2 separate regions of the Mus musculus genome follow, and region 2 is linked to region 1. The links are chromatin loops, found by intact Hi-C in ENCODE. Cell type or tissue: left cerebral cortex. All regions are shown on one strand. Each heading gives the region's core, and the rest is flanking DNA. Links, peaks and the distances in the headings are about the cores only.

Region 1 (8,115 bases), core at 3,313-5,812:
GAAGTTTTGAAATTCTCCCTGGGGGTTTCAGAGTTATGTAGAACCAGATCTTCCCTGACTGTGAGGGACAGGAAGGTTGTTGCTGTAGTTAATGTTTAGAGGTGGTTCCTCGTTTTTTTTGAAAGACTGCTTGCCAAAGAATTTCTTCCAAGGCACCTAGGCGGGCACTCACCAGCAGAGGCCCAGCAGCACCAGTGCCCCATGTGGCAGTGCCAGTAATGTTCTGTGGATCTCTCCTCTCAGACCCCACTCTTTTAGGGGTGACTCTGTGTGGTGGCTCTGTATTGAACCTCAGTTTGGAAATGTCACTCCAAAGGACCAGCAAAGCCATCCTGAGCTTTTTACAGCAATGTGAACACACAGAACATCCTCAGACAGGGCCTTTGCAGGACCCTGTCACAACGATCCTATGTCCAAGGACACTGTCTCAGCATGGTTAACTAGGCTCTGTTTGAGGCAAGGGTGTGTTACTACTGATAGGTTTCTTGCTCAGTAGTTTGCTTTGGTCTGACTGTTATCTTTTAAAAATAGTTACTTTACCTGCAAAACAGCAAGAACAGCGGCCTCAATGGAACTGCAGGACATGAAAGTCATTCTCCATACTGCTTCCTTAGATCTCTATTCCGCCTGCAGTGCCTGTTCCAGAGTCGTTCGGGTCTAGGGAAAAATCACAAGGTTGTGTAAGGTTACATGGGAAACGAAGAACTCCTATCAAGATGCTTTGGTCAGACTGAGAGTGGTCCCTCAAGGTCACGGGAAATCTGGGTCATAGCAGCGTAACCAAAAAAAAAAAAGCACAGAAATCAGATACTACTCTGCAGTTACAGCAACTGGGAGGTCAGCCTGACTTCTTGGTTTCCTCTTATGTCTCAAGGTAAAGAGCAGAAGTGGCTCACCATCCAGCCGGCACGGTCACCTCGATGCCAAGAAGTTCTAGCAGGATCTAAAGTGCCAGAGACCGCAAGGCCAATGAAATGTCCAGTTCTTAACACTCGAGACCCTTAGGAAGTAAAATGCTGAGTTTGTCTTCAAACACTTTAAAAAAAGGATTCCCCAAATATCTCTGCCCTCAAATGTTAGTTGGAGGGCAACCTGCATGCCAAGCCATGCCTGCCTGGGCACAAAAGACTGCAGAAGAGGGGCTGACCAACACCTAGACCTTGGTCCCAAGTTTCTTTCTTTGCTCGTCTTCTGTCCATTTCACTGAGCTTAGGTACAGCGAAACCAAACTGCCTTCAAGTTCCATGTTCTAACCTTAAAATGTGGGTCATAAATATTTTATTCTTTTTTCTATAAAGTAGAAAACCTGAATTAAAAAATGTTGTTATTGTTGTGTGCATTCTTGTGTACGCATGCAAAGGCCAGAGCAGGGTATGCGGTGTTCTCCACAGCTCTGCTTTTAACTGACTGGATACAGGATCTCTTACTGAAATTGAAGCCTGCTGTTTCAACTCAATGACTGGCCACTAAGCACTGGGGTCCAGCTCTCTGCCTCCCAGTGCTGGTCACAGGTACACACGGTCAGGCCTGGCTTACTTGGTTTTCATTCGAGTAGTGGAGATTTGAACTCAGGTCCTCAGGTCTGCCTGCTTACACCATACCCGCTTTTATTCACTGAGCCACCCACCTCAAGTCTTTTGTCTATTTTTTAAAAAGTGAACTTTTCTGTTAGAAAGAAAAGACGTTGCCTCATCCAAGGTGTGCAGATGTAAACCTCTCCCCCCAAAACCCTGCATCTCTGGAAACCTTTATTTTGGTATCATAGAGTCACCTCCATATCTTATTCCCCCCAAATTAACTATTGAAAAGATCTGTAGCTAGCTGAAGATGTGTTAACTCATTTCCTCATGGGCATTTATGCCCTTAAATAACAGCATGGTGAGGAAGCTCTGGATGTGCATCTGTGTGTGCATAAGTCAGGGAATATGTGTATTTGTATGCACATGTGCTCCTGCACATGTGAAAATAAGCATTGTAAATGTGCACGGGGTGTCTGTGCATGTTGCATGTGTATATGCCTATGTGCAGATATGAGTATGCATGTGTGTATATGTGTTTGTGGGTGCTTGTGCATGTGTTGCGAATCTTATGGTATAGCCCAGGCTGGCCTCTCACTCATGATCCTCCTGCCTCAGACTTTTGAGTGCTAGGATTACAGATGTGGGTCACCATGCCTAGATGATCCTGACTTGATTAGTACAGAAGCCACAGTTGATATCTGTTGAGTTTCCACCGTGTTGGTTGAGCCTAGATTCACATCTTTTTGTCTCCAGGCGTCTTCACAATGCAGTTACTTAAGGGCATAAATGCACATGTGGAAATGTGTATGTGTGCCATGCACACAGGCATGCACACATGTACACAGACATCCACACAAACACACATATTCCCAGGCATTTACACATTTACACATGCACAGACAGAGACAGTCACATGTGTGTACACACATATACCTCCCACACACATGTGTGTGCTAAGGTGGGCACCTCTGTCATGATTGCATGGTTCAGTCAAAGATCTGTGGGCTTAAAATATGCAAACTGCCCTGAAATCTTGTACATAAGTTACATAAATACTAAGTTCAAATCCAGAAACTCAAAAACTAAGTGGAGAGGGATAGAAGAAAATCCATGGTGCATGGCTCAATATGGCCAAGACAGGACGTTCCAAAGCAGAGATTTTTAACCTTTGCAGAAGCCCAATCCAGAAAATCCCCTGACAGCTGTGCAGCAGGCATCCCTGGCAAGGCTGCATTTGAACAGTAGTTTCCGCAGGTTACAGTGGGCTGTACCACCCGGGAGACATGACAGATAAACACAAGGCTTGCCCAGCTTACTAAATGTTTAAGCATGTAGTTGTACACAAAGCAGAAATCAACACCTCGAGCAGATTTTCTGACGGACAGTGATGTGGTCAGTGCCAGAACAGAGATGCGATAAAACTCAGAAACAGCGCCATAGGGAAGACTCTGGCAGGCTGCCAGCTGCCCAGAACAGTCGTTCTCTGGTCTTCTCTCAGAGAGTCCCTCTAACTGCCGGTGACAGAAATGGGCAACTCTGAAAACTTTCTTCCTGTCTCCCATATAGAAGAGGCAGTGTTGGGAAGAATCCGAGGTTGTGGGGAACATGGCTCTCAGCAGGAAAAAAACCACCTTGCCTCTCTCCTTGTCTCTCTTCTACTTTTCTGCTCGGAACTCTAGCAAGATGGCTAGAGCCTCTCTGAAGGAGACAGTATAGACCAAGAGACTGCTGGTCTCTCAGCCTCCAGCTTAAGCCTCTGAGCTAGCGTAGCAGATGCATCCCTGAGCTTTGGCTAGATGAGAAAAACAAACCCTCACACATTTAGGAAACCTGCACTTTGAAAGAGGAACAAGGAAAAGGGTGACATGCTGCTTCTCTCTCTAAATGAACTTCAAATCAGGTCAAAGTGAGAACTTGTTCAACAGCACAATCCTGTATATAGTCAAGTGCAAAAATATGTCTCGAATATGCTGAACTTCTCATCCGTCTAAATTTGGAGGTAGATGGAGGCTTTAGGTAAACATCTGAAGGAAGACAGCCTGCAAGATTTACCAAATTAACTCCAAGTGCTGGCGAGAACTGCAGTTGGCTGACGAGGCTTCCCTTAAACACCCTCCAGCACATGGCGAGCCAGCTCTGCATGGCTGTTAGTCACAGGCAATAGTCCACCCAGTGTCTAGCATCATTCTGTATGTGGGCTCCCTTCTTGAGATGTTCTTATCACACAGGGACTTTTGAGGCAGGTTTTCAATAAAAAGATATGGTACCAGGTGGCTCAAGAATATTTTGAACAGCTCAAAGCCAGGAGTGCATCCCTCACCCCTTCCTTCTGGCCCCATCTCCCAACTTGACACACATTTGCCCCCTCCAGCTGACCTCTGGGTACATCCTACAAGTTTAGAATTGGGAACCAGTGGTTTTGAGTCCCAAGTCTGTCACCAATGAGATGTCCTGAAAGCTGGCCTCTACCTACCTCCTAGTCTAGGAAGAGCAAGGCAAGCTCTGACTCCCACCATGGTGAGACAGTAGTTGAATTAATGCTCTGAGCATGCTGTGTGGCAGGACAATTGGATAGCTGGTTGTCAGCCTAGAGGCATTTAAAACAGCTGGCCTAGTACCAACCGCTGCCCTACAATCCAGGACACGGAGTCCTGCTTAAAGCACCTTGTCCACTCCACACCCAGGAACTGTCATTGAGGGGTAGCCGTTACAGGTTCCATAGGCAAAGGCTTTTTGGTTTGTTTTTCCTCTACTTACAGTTCAAGGCTGTCAGGCAGGGACCCACAGCTGTACATACAACTATCTCCAAGTCTGAAATTCTGAAAATACATTTTAAAAAAGAGGGACTTGACTCATGGGATCACAAGACAGGCAAGTGAAAGGGTTAAAGCCAGTGAGAGTCCCCACCCCGTGCTATGGTGATTTTGGTGTCTTGGTTATAACTCCTATGTCAATTTCCTTCTTAAACCCTAAAATGTCTATTATCCTATATTTATACACTAATGAGGATCATAAAGATACATTTTCTGAGTCTCTCTCTCTCTCTCTCTCACACACACACACACTATATATATAAAGTGCATAAAATTGGCATACACAGCAGGGGTGGAGTTAGTGATGGCCATGTGCACGTTGGAGAGGTGACAGCCTGGGAGCATCCCAGTCCTGGAAGCTGGGCGCTCAGTCCAGGTCTGGCACTGAAGCTGCGTGCTCCCTGGAGAGTCGCTGGTATTGCAGGCACATTAGAAAGCCCAAGAAGCTGGAGTCTGGTAACATGCAGCACAAAAGCTGTACTTGTCTGGAAAGAAGAGGAAGACAGAGGGACCCTTTCTCTGCAGGTTTGATGGAAAGGTGCTGCCCATCCTGAGAATATGTCATTGCCCCACAGGTCAGTCCTCTCGGGAGACACCCTCACCTCACCAGTTCAGAATTCCTCCTTAATTCGGTTGAGTGGCTGACAAGGGCCAATTGTCACAGTGTGCAGAGACAATGTCTTAGACAATGTCTTAGCTAGCATTTGGAAATGTCTCTTTCATGGTTTGGTGGTTTGAATCTGCTTGTCCCAGGGAGGAGCACTATTAGGAGGTGTGGCCTTGTTGGAGTAGATGTGGAAGAAGTGTGTCACCGTGGTGGTGGGCTTTGAGACCTTCCTCTTAGCTGCCTGGGGGACAGTCCTTTCCTGGCTGCAGTTGGATCAAGATGCAGAACTCTCAGTTCCTTCTCCAGTGCTATGCCTGCCTGGACAATGCCATGCTTCCCCACCATGGTGATAATGGACTGAAGCTCTGAACCTGTAAGCCAGCCCCAGTTAAATGTTGGCCTGTACAAGAGTTGCTTTGGTCATGGTGTCTCTTCACAGCAATGGAAACCCTAACTAAGACACATGGGTTTCTTTTTTTTTTTTTTTTTTTTTTTGCTATGGTGATGGCTTTCTCATGATCCTTTCTTAGGCTCTCTTATCCCCTCCCACATTCCTTCCTTCAGCTGTGCAAACTCCTTACCATTCTAGCCGTGTTCCTGTGCAGCCTAACTCACGGCTGCTCTGTGTATCATTCCACATCTTTCTCCTGATCTGTCTGCTGCAAGTCTCTGGATCTGGCAGCTGAGGGAAGGCAGGATGACAGCTGGGCAGGCTACCACAGAAGGAACCTGGTGGACCATGATGGCTAAGCAGAGCCAGGTCCCTACTCTGCCTAGGTGGAATGTGGGGGTGGATGCACCCACCCTGGTCTTTCAGATATTTACACAGGCGAGTGGCAGGCTGGGAGAAGAGCCCGGTGTTCATTTTGTGCCATTGTTCCGGGCCTGCCAGAGTGCTTCTCCGCTGCCACTGCCACGTGTTGCGCAGCCCTGGTCCTCTCCATCTTGTAGACCACCAGGAGAAGTAGAGAAGCTTTACTGATCCTTGGACCTAAGCTGTATATATATTACTGGGACGGACAGCTATACCAAACTCTTCTAACCGCTGAACAAGGCTGCTCTCTCAATACAGGCTGGGGCTCAGAGCAAGTGACAACCCTGCTGCCTCTGGACAGGGCCAGAAAGAGTTAACTTTCTGCATTAGCTGCAATCCATTTTAGAGCAGTCACAACAGCAAGGCAAGGCAAGGCAAGGCAAAGACTTCCTGGCTTTAATGAGCAGTTCAGCCCATCAGGAGTCTGACCCTTAGCGGCTCATGCTGCATTGCACAGAGAGCCAACCCCACGGAGACTTAATTCACCCTAGAAAACGTATTCCTCAGCAAAATAATAACACCTCTGCCTAACCAGATAAGAGCCCCACACAGATATCTATCTGATAAGCCCTAAATAACTAGGGCACAATAACACTGACATGATGTCTGAGTAGAACCCTCTACAACTGCAGCCCCCCCCCCCCCCACACACACACATACAATGCCTTCGGGCAGGTGGTTTAGCTGGTTGTAGCTATCTATACTAGAGTATCTAATAAACTCTAGTCCCGTCTTTTTGTGTTGTCTTGTCTTGAATTCTTTTACCACCTACAGTCACTGGCCTGTCGTCACAGTTCCCACGCAGCATAACCCATCCAAGATGAGATAGGCTGATGGGTCATGCCTAAGCACAATTAGATCTTGGTCAAAAGGACAATCACATTGAGTTTCCCTTTAACTGGATTAGAAGGAGAAAAACAGGCTGGACAGCAGAGGATGTGACCAGCCAAAGAAATCTGACTGGAGTGTGCTCATGTTCAGGACACAGTATGCTGCCATCAAATATGTCACCCTCTTTCTCACCTCATACACTTGGCCATCAGAGGAGCAAGCTCACACCCTTGAAAGCAGGAGACAGGGGGCTGAAGAGACAGCTCAGGGGTTCAGAGCACTGGCTACTCATGCTGAGGATCTGGGTTCAGTTCCTGGCACCTACATGGTGGTCTAAAAGCACCCGTAACTACAGTGGCAGGATCTAAACCCCTCTTCTGGCCTCTGTGTGTATCAGGTATGCGAGTGGTACATATATGTGCATGTAGGCAACCATAACACAAAATAAAAATTGAGAGAGTTCTCACAGAAAACGAGCAAGTGCCCTGCTTGTCACGGAACCTGCACGAAGCTTGCGGTGCTTGCCTTTCTTCCTGGTCCTTTCTCCTCTCCACCCACCACGGGAGGCCTCTTGCCTTTGTCCCACTTTCATAGCTGGTAACAGTTTGTCAGGTTTCCATCAAATGCATCGCTAGTCTTCATTTTCTTATGAGAGCTCCCCTGTCCCGTAAGACTCACTGCATCTGCCCATAGGCTTCTGATCATTCTTAGGTAGATGGCGCCAGGGTTTAGGTCCTGCAATTAACCCTAAGAGAATAAAGGTGACCACCCCTGCATCCCCCTCATCCCCGGCCCCACACACAGGGGACTCCAGCAGGAAACTGAAATGAAGCAAAGAGGAATTCTAATGTGCGAATTTTACTTCCTGAATTCACTTTTATGTCATCTATGCTGCCCCTCCCCCACAGCCCCTGTCACTATTGCTGACCACTCTGTCCAGGGGCTGTGTGCTGGGATAGGGTTACATAAGCAGGGCTGACACTAAAAGAGTACTTTCAGAATAGCAGAGACTCAAAGGCGACCACTGCCAGGAACCACCGGCCAGGGTCATTCTTCTCATGCTGGCTCCACAGGACTACAAAAGAGGCCCCAGTTTTGTGCCTCATTAGCTTCGAGAAGGGCCACTAACAAAGAAACCCACATGTCATTAATTCATTGGCCTGGACCTTAATGACCCAACTGGCCAGATAGTTTTGTCACGCTTGGATCCTGAATGATGACATCTAGATGCAGAGTGAATGCATTGGCCCCAAACATCAACTGCACGCCCACCACTGACCAATGCTCACTGCAGGAGCATCCGTGGAGAATGGCTGACTGCACTTGGCATGAGTCACTGTTCAGAAGGAGGTCGCCAAAGGAGAAAAAGAAAAAGGCAGCGGTACAAAGCCACCACTGACCTGGATGGCTGACAACCACAAGACTGCAGAAGGCTGAAGCCCTGAGGGATCTGAGGTTAGACCCAGCCACCAGGAAGGGACAGCTGACAACCTGTGGAGTGGCTCTGTGTCTTGCTCAGTACACTTCTCC
Region 2 (2,500 bases), core at 1-2,500, 250 kb after region 1:
GAGCAGTTGTTTTCGACTTAGGGTGAATTTACCCTCAGAAACATTTGATAATGGCTGAATTCATTTTGGTTGCAATAAATACTACAATTTCTCAGAGCTAGGAATTTACCGCTTTGATATTGCTTTATCATTGACCGTGGATGCCTATGAAATTAAGCCAGCCAGGAGGTACTAAATTTCGAACTTTACCCATAGCTAACTGCAAACAGGTTCTAAGCAAGGAATCAGGACCGGATGAAACATTTCTTGGTAAACACTTGCAAAACTCACTGCGGGGAAGAAATGGGAGAAAATAACTTTGAAAACAACCAGTCGAGATGGGATTTTTACCCCCAAAGCAAGGCAAGAAGTAGAAACAGTGTTTAGTGATTGATTAGCTTTGGGTCGTAGCTGTTCCAGAAACTGTTAGTGGGTTCATTTAAGGTGCGTGATCCCCGTGTCTCTAATCTGGTCTGCTTCCGTGAGCAGCCCTGTCTAATGCCACCTGGCTTTCTCAGCTATTTATAGAGCAATGACACCAGCTAAGAGGAAGACAAGAAAGGCGTGAGGCTTTCCTTGCTCAGCCGTTCTATCCTGCTTCTAATTCTGTTTCTGTTTGGATGGCGATGTTTGCTTGCTTGCTTGCTTGCTTGCTTGCTTGCTTGCTTGCTTGCTTGCTTGCTTGCTTGCTTGCTTGCTGTTTTTGTCTCTTGAGCAAGAGACAACTTACTACTCAAATACAGTATTCAAGACATACAGGGGACCACACACCTCCATGCCTCCGCGCCTCTGTGCCCTTCTGCACGCAAACGTGCACCACAGGCCATCCAGCATATTTTTATCACGGGAAAAGCTGTCTCCTCACACCCAAACTCACGCTCTTTCTTGAGAATGGCACAGTGCTCCTTGGTCTCAGGCTCAGTTATCCCATCTTCAGGAGTGTAGCGAGGCTGGGGGTGGAAGACAGAGAAGGCAGCTGAGGAGATGAGGAGAGAGGTGCCTTACAGACAGCTCGGTCAAGAGCCAAGATAACCTGTGCAGGAAGGAGCCACAGCAACACTGTGGTCCCTGTACCTGCTATTTTGGGAGATGTGCTAGACTGAATAAGCAGAACTAGTGGCTCTAAGTAGAGGCTTGTTTTTTTCTCGCCAGGAGTGGGCCGGCTCCATATGTGTCTCCCTGTCTGTGTCTGCCTCTGCTGCTGTCACCTTTGCAGCTCTTCAGGGAGCTGAAAGCTGCCTCGGGGAAATGGAGACTTGTTGGGGTGTGACCCAGTGAGCCAGAGAGAGGCAGAACATACATCAGCATTCTTTGCCTGCCCAACCTGTGCCTAGGGTTCCCACTGGAGTTCCCAGACATCTCTGAGAATGTCAAGAAATTCTATGACTTTCTCAACGTGCTTACTTGTATAATTAAGTAAACTACCATAAATTGGGAGGAATAAGTGTTTGTTGACGTTTAGTAAGGGACTATCTCACTTGTAGGCCAAGACTTGGCTGAATCCCATAGTCAAACCCACAATATAGGGACAGAATAATTGGGATATCTTGTCTGATCTAGGTGGGCAGCTTGTACCATTATCAATTGGCCCTGAAATTATTGTGGGGTCTTTTTGTGAATTGAGAATTTGTTGATATACAAATCTGACTGATTAATTATAAGTTTCTAGAGTTTTGCCTTACTGGATTACTGGAAGGTGGGACCACTGACCACAGGGAGACTATGGCTGAGAGGGTACGGGCAGCACTAAGGCAGCGAACAGGAGCTGGGAAGACTACAATTGGTCGCTGCATAGGGCTAGCCATGGAGGCACTGGAGTTGACAGGCATACAGTAGCTGGATTGACCTCGGGAATTTGGCGGTTCTTTTTTAATATTTCCCCCAACAATATGCAACCTCTGTTTCTGAAACTCAGGAACTGACATGCTGTCGGCTTGTATAAGATGTTCAAGTAGCTATCAATAAGTTGGCTAGATAATAAACTGGTGTAGTAGCTATTCCTGGTTGTCAACTGGATTATATTTGGAATGAACTACAATCCAGAATTAGAAGGCTCACCAGTGGCCCTTATCTGGAGGCTGAGAGATAGAAGTTTCTGATCTGGATCTTGGTATGGAGATCTTGAAGCATAGTGGCTATGGATTCCAGAAGATTAAGACAGGGAGATCTCCGAGTTCAAGGTCATTTGGAATTAAAGGTGTGGTGGCACCTGAATGGTCTAGAACTGACTATGTAGACCACACTGGCCTCTAAGTCACTAAGATCTGTCTGGCTCTCTTTCTCTAATGTGGGCAGTAGATCTGTTTACCACAATGACTGATCTAAATGACCTTGAACTAACTCTCTCTCTCTCTCTCTCTCTCTCTCTCTCTCTCTCTGTGTGTGTGTGTGTGTGTGTGTGTGTGTGTGGAGAGAGAGAGAGAGAGAGAGAGAGAGAGAGAGAGAGAGAGAGAGAGAGAGCTGAGGAATTGAACTCTAAGCCTTATACATATAAGACAAGTAGTCTTGCCTTTGAGTCTAA

What was found. Hi-C counts contacts between places; a loop is a spot of excess contacts. Peaks named below come from ENCODE experiments on the same cell type or tissue, not always from the same donor. Only the 100,000 strongest peaks of a DNase experiment are listed, where the experiment ranks them.
Region 2: a loop joins it to region 1, with 9 times the contacts of the local background. A loop is called at or near these places in 2 of 42 quality-filtered maps.

What each region holds. Positions count from the first base shown.
Region 1 is chr13:96,928,422-96,936,536 of GRCm38, reverse strand. Gcnt4 (glucosaminyl (N-acetyl) transferase 4, core 2 (beta-1,6-N-acetylglucosaminyltransferase)) reads right to left here. Exons shown (of 3, transcript NM_001166065.2): 2 at 541-657. Among named protein-coding and RNA genes, the nearest start is that of Gcnt4, 7.8 kb to the right of the region's middle. In left cerebral cortex, for the core only: no CTCF peak of the experiment used is centred there; DNase peaks (open chromatin) are centred at 3,598, 4,429, 4,710 and 5,570; H3K27ac peaks cover 1,616 bases.
Region 2 is chr13:96,683,555-96,686,054 of GRCm38, reverse strand. No RefSeq gene overlaps it. Among named protein-coding and RNA genes, the nearest start is that of Gm33171, 13 kb to the left of the region's middle. In left cerebral cortex, for the core only: no CTCF peak of the experiment used is centred there; a DNase peak (open chromatin) is centred at 1,064.